Linked DNA regions of Homo sapiens: region 2 is linked to region 1. A link is a loop called in an ENCODE intact Hi-C map of the cell type or tissue named here. Cell type or tissue: OCI-LY7. All regions are shown on one strand. Links, peaks and the distances in the headings refer to the core of each region. The heading gives the core; the rest is flanking DNA. Region 1 overlaps VDR (vitamin D receptor). Region 2 overlaps HDAC7 (histone deacetylase 7).

Evidence for each region. A loop is a pair of places that touch in the nucleus more often than their neighbours do. Peaks named below come from ENCODE experiments on the same cell type or tissue, not always from the same donor. Only the 100,000 strongest peaks of a DNase experiment are listed, where the experiment ranks them.
Region 2: it touches region 1 in a loop (3-fold over the local background); 2 of 110 quality-filtered maps call a loop at or near these places.

The regions. Positions count from the first base shown.
Region 1 is chr12:47,882,264-47,885,157 of GRCh38, forward strand. It overlaps VDR (vitamin D receptor), which reads right to left. Exons shown (of 10, transcript NM_000376.3): 2 at 431-511. Among named protein-coding and RNA genes, the nearest start is that of VDR, 21 kb to the right of the region's middle. RefSeq lists enhancers at 278-790, 928-1,037, 1,468-1,657. In OCI-LY7, for the core only: no CTCF peak of the experiment used is centred there; DNase peaks (open chromatin) are centred at 558 and 1,148; H3K4me3 peaks cover 1,774 bases; H3K27ac peaks cover 1,895 bases.
Region 2 is chr12:47,812,149-47,815,042 of GRCh38, forward strand. All of the region lies in intron 1 of HDAC7 (histone deacetylase 7), which reads right to left. Among named protein-coding and RNA genes, the nearest start is that of HDAC7, 6.3 kb to the right of the region's middle. RefSeq lists a silencer at 874-1,063 and enhancers at 1,644-1,693, 1,704-1,783. In OCI-LY7, for the core only: a CTCF peak has its summit at 1,238; DNase peaks (open chromatin) are centred at 1,043 and 1,883; H3K4me3 peaks cover 2,500 bases; H3K27ac peaks cover 2,500 bases.

The DNA.
Region 1 (2,894 bases), core at 170-2,669:
CCTGCTTGAGGTTATTTGCTGCTATCAAGAAGCCAGCGCCCAGGACCAGAGTCCACATGTGGAGATGTCCAAGCCTCTGTGGCTTGAGAGCTGAAAGTCCCAGGAATGACAGGCAGAGACTAAAGAAGGCAGCAAAGAGAAAGAGGAGATGGGGGCTGGATAGGAAACATCAGACGCACAGGAGAGCCCAGCCAGGGTCGTGGCTGGAGCCAGCAAGCCCCATCTCCTGAGCCCTTCTCTGAACTCCCACCCGCACCCCACACACTCATGCATCTCAGTTGCAGACTCTGCTGGCCCGGGACCCACCTTGCAAAATCCTGGGTGGTATCCCTTCCTTCCCCTGCCCACCACCTTCTTATGCCCCTCCCCCCCACCCCGCCCCTTGAAAACAGAAAGCCAGGGAAGTTGCGGCTGATGAGGAAACACCTACCTGAAGGAGCAGGGGGCAGGTAAGTGGAGCCCAGGGGTGCTCTTCTGTGAGGTCTCACAGACACTTCAGACCCAAAGGCTTCTGAAATGAAGAAGGGGAAACCTTTTATCTAAGGCGGAGCGCTGACCGCCTCCCCAGTCTCTAAGGAAGTGGGCACGAGAGGCTCTTTCCAGGGACTTTAGTCCCCAGATCAGTGACTGCAAACAGAAGTGGCTTGTTGGGAGCAGGCATGCCATGTCATCGCTGGCAGGGGTGTGGGGGTGGCGGCTGGGCAGCAGCCAGGATGGCCCTCCCTCGAGGCAGGGAGTAGCAGGAGCAGTGGGAAGCGGTGGCGGCAACCAGCCCCAGGCAGAAGGAAACAGCCTCCCGCCTAGGCACTCCTTCTCCTCTCACAGCCCAGGGTGTCAGGAGGGAGGAAGGGCCTTTTCGTTAGGGAGACCCACACTCTCACTACCCCCTCCATCTCCAGATTGTAGGCAGCTCAGGAAGCAGAGCAACTGGGCCATGTGTCCTGCTGCTAAGAGCGGGAAGACGGCTGCCCCAGGCAGGGCAGAGGAGGTGCCGCACAGGAGCTGGGAATGGGGCAGGCTTGGATGGCAGCCCACAGCCTTGGCCTCTTGGGACAGCTTCAAAGGCAGGTGTCTGAGATCTCCTGTCTGTGGAGACCGGGTGTAGGCGGAGCAGGTGTTGCAGGGGTTAAATACAGCAAAGCATTGCTTTCAAACAGGATGTTTTCTGCCACTTTTAGCTCTTCCCCAGACATGCTCAACACCCCCAGCTGCAGTAGGGTTGACTCTGCTGCCCAGACTCTGGATCTTAGCAGCTGGCTGGGGGGCCAGCAAGGAGGGATGGGCAGAATAGTATCCTTTCCACTTCCACTCACACCCGGCCCTACTTGTCCACCTGCAGACATAGACAAACAGACAGACACACACACACACAAACACACAAACACACACTTCTTTCCTTCTCTGATGCCAACAGGAGGTGACCCTGGCAAAGGCCTTTAAGTCAGACCCCAGATGGGGTATGTCTAGACCCCAGCTTTTGTCTTTCTTTGGAGACCTCTGTCTTCCAGTGGCCTAAGCAGGGAAGGGGGAGAGCTCAAGGGGCTTCCAAGACCTGGGCCCGGTCCTAGAACTGTGAGCCGACTGAGGCCACTTGCCACCCCCTCCAGTACTGCCAGCTCCCAGGGAGCATCTGAGGAAAACACTAGTGGACAATGAGCCAAGATAACCTAAGCTGGGCTGGCCCACCCCCACAAGAAGCATGGGCAGTGGGAGGTGTCTGCTGAGGACAGGCATGCTGCCACGTACCCCCAACCCAGGCCCTCCTTTGCCCCCTCTGCTCCTACTGCCCAAGTCCTTCCCAGCTGACCACGCTCTGCAGGGTTCCTCCTCTGGCCTTATTGATTCCTCAGGCTCCTTTCCTGGTGCTCAGGAAGGTGAGGTGGGGACCGGGTGGATGCAGAAAGGAGCACTGCTTTCCTATCCTCAATCCCTGTGGTTTTCAGAGGTCAGAGGTGACATCCAGATAGACAACCACCCTGGAACTTAAAAAAAATGTTTCCGGAGTATTTACTACATGCCAGGCCTGCTAAGCTCTGCATACATTATTTCATTTAGCCCTCACAACAGTTCTGTGAGGCAGGGAGCAGTCCTACTTGTAGCAAAGCCAAATTTCAGAGCACTCTGAGTGACTTACCCAGGGTCCCACAGCTAGGCAAGTGGTGGTTCCTGGGGCCAAATGAGGACAGGCTGATTGTAGTGCCCAACTGGGTCCTTTTGCAATGACAATCATCAGAGCAGATGCCTACTGCTCCGCACTGGGCCCTGCTCCATGGTTTTCCTGTGTCCTCACTCACTTCACTCTCATAAGAGCCTCCTCCAGTGGGTACTTTATTGCCCCTATCTTAGGGGTGGAAACTGAGGCGCAGGGAAGGTGATTGTCTTTGGAGCTGGATTTGAATCTAGGTAGCTTAGCTCTGAGTCATTTCTGCAACCCTAAGCCGTGGACACCTTTCACTTCCACTAAGTCAGGAGCAATGCAGAGAACAATCCCCAGGTCATGAGGGAAGAACCTGGGGATTGTTCTTTTCCTTCCAAGGATCCCCAGGCCAAGGGATGGCAGGCCTCAGCCAGGTTCCATCCACTTTCTGTCACCCAGCCCCTCTCATCTGGGAAAATCCCATTCAATAGATGGGCCTCTCCTCCTCACTCGACTTTCCAATAGTGGACGGTCCTTTTAGGAGAGATATCCTAGATTCAGCCTCTAAGTCCAAGTGCAAGCCTATAGGAAAGTGGGGCAAAGACATAAGGTGGAAAGGAGGACAGGTGGAAAAACTGCTTAATACCTGCCCTCTGCCACGTCACACGCCCACCCCACCAGCAATTCATGTTCTGAGTACACAGAACATCCCACTGCTTTTGCTGGGACCGTCCCCAGAGCAACCCTCTCCTGACCC
Region 2 (2,894 bases), core at 100-2,599, 70 kb before region 1:
GCTGGCTTCAAGGCCCTGGGGTCCCTCCTCGCCCTGCCTCACTGGGAGAGGCTGGGAGAGGGAGTGAACAAGAGAAGCAGGGGTCCACCCTATGACTTCTGGCTACAGCTCTCTGGCTGTTCCAGGCCGCGATGGGTGGAGGAATCTGGAACAGGGATTTGGCCTGGTTTTTTCTGTGAACTGGGGCTAGGCCCAGTTTCTGTTCTTCGTGTCTGCAACATTCCCTATCCCTGACCTTCAAAAAATATGAACAATAACATTAATAATGATGATGAATATTCAGTGAGCCCTGACTTCATACCAGGCACAGAGCTAACTTTATTTACATTATCTCCTTTAATCTTCATAGCAACTCCATAAAGTTGAAACTGTAATTATTTTCACATTACAGATGAAGAAGTGGAGGCACAGAGCAAAATGTGCCCATAATCACACTTGCAGGAGAAACCGAGACTCAGCCAAGGCCATCCCATTCCTCCCTCTGCGTCCTTACAGGAAGCTCTCCTGCCAGGCTTTGCCATATATACAGTAGGGTCTAAGGCGATAATTAACATCTGTAGAGTGCTTTAAGCACTAAGTGGGGCACAGAGAAAAGCCCCACTTGAAACTAGGAAATCGAGTCTCAGAGCCATCAGCATCCTTACTCAAGATCCCACACCTTTCGACTAAGATTCAAACCCAGATCTCTGGCGTCAGAATGGCACATTTCTTCCCTATTATCACACGATGCCCCTGGCTCACTCTCAAGGCGGCCCCGGCTGCCTGGAAGGGAGAGTCACACCTCCTTCAGCGCTGGAATCTGGGGGGCGAGGCCTGCGCTCAGCCCCTCGCCCGGTGGGGGTGGGGTGCTGCGCCAGCACCTCCTCAGCGTCTCCGCCGTGACTCACTCCCGGGACCCAGGGGAAGCACAGCCCTGCGCTGCGGGCAAACATCGTCCGCCGCCCGCCCCGCCTCCAGCTCCCCGCCTCCACATTTGCTAACCGAAACAAGGCTGCTGCTATTTTTAACCCTCCAGCTCCCCCTTGCCTGGGGCTCCCCCCTTCACCTCCCCACCCCCCGCCCCAGCCGGGTGCCACCAGCCTGTCATTCTGAGAGCAGTTCTATAACCTGAACGCGCCTGGGAGGGCGCAGCGGACGTCCCGGACGTGCAGGTTTGTGGGGCAAGCAAAACAAGACGGTTACAGCCCAATCGCCGAATTCCCCCACCCCAGACTCTTTCCGAACCTGTCACTCCCAGACTGCCCTGCTCCTCCTGCCATTCTGGGGGTTGGGGTAGAGGGGAATGGGACTTCTGGGCTGGGGTCACCTCAGGAGCCAGAGCTAGGCTCCTTGGAATGGGTCCTGCAGGGAGGAAGCTGAACTGAAGGGGATTGGAGTTCCCCTACGGATCCCCAGGGTGAGAGGCTGACCCTATAGGCCCAAAGCTTCTGACCACCAGGGTTTACAATCCCTGCAGGCAAGATGGAGGAAAAAGGAAGTGGTGCGGAGACAGGGTGGGGATGGTGAGCTTAGCCCAGGGCCTTCCTGACGAGGAGAAGTCCCCTCCCCATCCTGCTGTGGGGGCTGTGGAGCTTGGGCGGGAAGGCCTGGGAGTCGGGAAGAGCACTGAGCAGCCTCCAGAGAGGCCCAGGGTGGAAGGCAGCCTTGGCAGTGTGCAGGGGGAAAAGCGGACCTGGAGTCAGGGCTCCTTTGACACTCAATAATCTAAGGCAAGGGCCAGGCAACACCTTCCTGCAGCCTGAAGCTCTGGGTCCCCAGAAAAACCTTCCTGGGAGAAGAGGTTGGAGGTGAGAGGGGCTGAGGCCTGCTGGCCTAGAGCCGGAACCTGACACCCAAGTTGCTGATGTGAAAGTTAACCTCCTGAGAGGGGTGAAGCGTAGAGCTGCAGGTGGACCAGACAGGGGCATTTCCTCCCAGCTGATGTAGAGCCCGTGTCTTGAATCAGCCCCATCTGGCCCTCTGGTCTCAGAGTCTCCCCCAGTTTGGGCAGCAGATTCCAAGGGCCCAGGAGAGACTCTGGAGAGCCCAGCCAAAGGGCCATCTGGGCTCAGGTTTTTCCCGTGTGCCTCTCCTGTCCCAGCCTCCATCCTCCCTTGAGCCCTGTCCTCTCTGGTCCCAACCCCAGCCTTCCTTTCTGGTTCTGTCCTCTCTTCCAGGGCCCAGGTCCCCTCTAGGCCTTGACCCCCTCTCTTTGGTGATTCCTGAGCCAAGTAAAGTAAAGTGGCCACAGAGGCAGCAGGCTAGACCAGAGGGAAGGGACTTGGCACAGTAGTTCCCCAACTGGGGAGATGGCGGAGAAGGGAAGGAGGTGGGAGGAAGGTGAAACAGGAGAGCTCCTGGGGAGATGCTGCCTCCTTCTCAACATTCAGTATGGCCACAGGGCCCTGGACTCAGCCCCATGGAAGAAAAAGGGTGCTCCCCAAGCAAGGGAGTGGCTTTGATCTTGGCCTTGTGCAGCTCCCCCTTCTGCTCTCCCCTCTGCCAACCTTTGGGGCTGCTTAAGGGGAGGAGACTGCCATCTTCCATGCCAAGTGAGAGGCTGGCAATTCAGCTCCAACCCTTAGCCATTGGTCAGCCCAGGGCCTCCACCTGCATCCAGGGAGTTCACAAGCACGGCTCCAGAGGCTCTGATGGCTCACTTCCAACCTGGGGAGGTGGGAGACGGCATCAATGTCACCTTCTTAGGCAGTCCTCCCCTGGCCACCCTATCAAAGGAAGTCCCACCTTGTTATTCTTTATTGCCATGCCCAGTTCATTTCCTTCTTAGGGCTTATCACAGTGTGTAACTAGTCACACATACTCATTCCTTTACTTGCCTACTTGTTCTGTTTGTCTTCTCCACGAGAGTGGAAGTTCCCTGAGGTCAGATGTTGTGCCTGTGTGTTCACTGCATA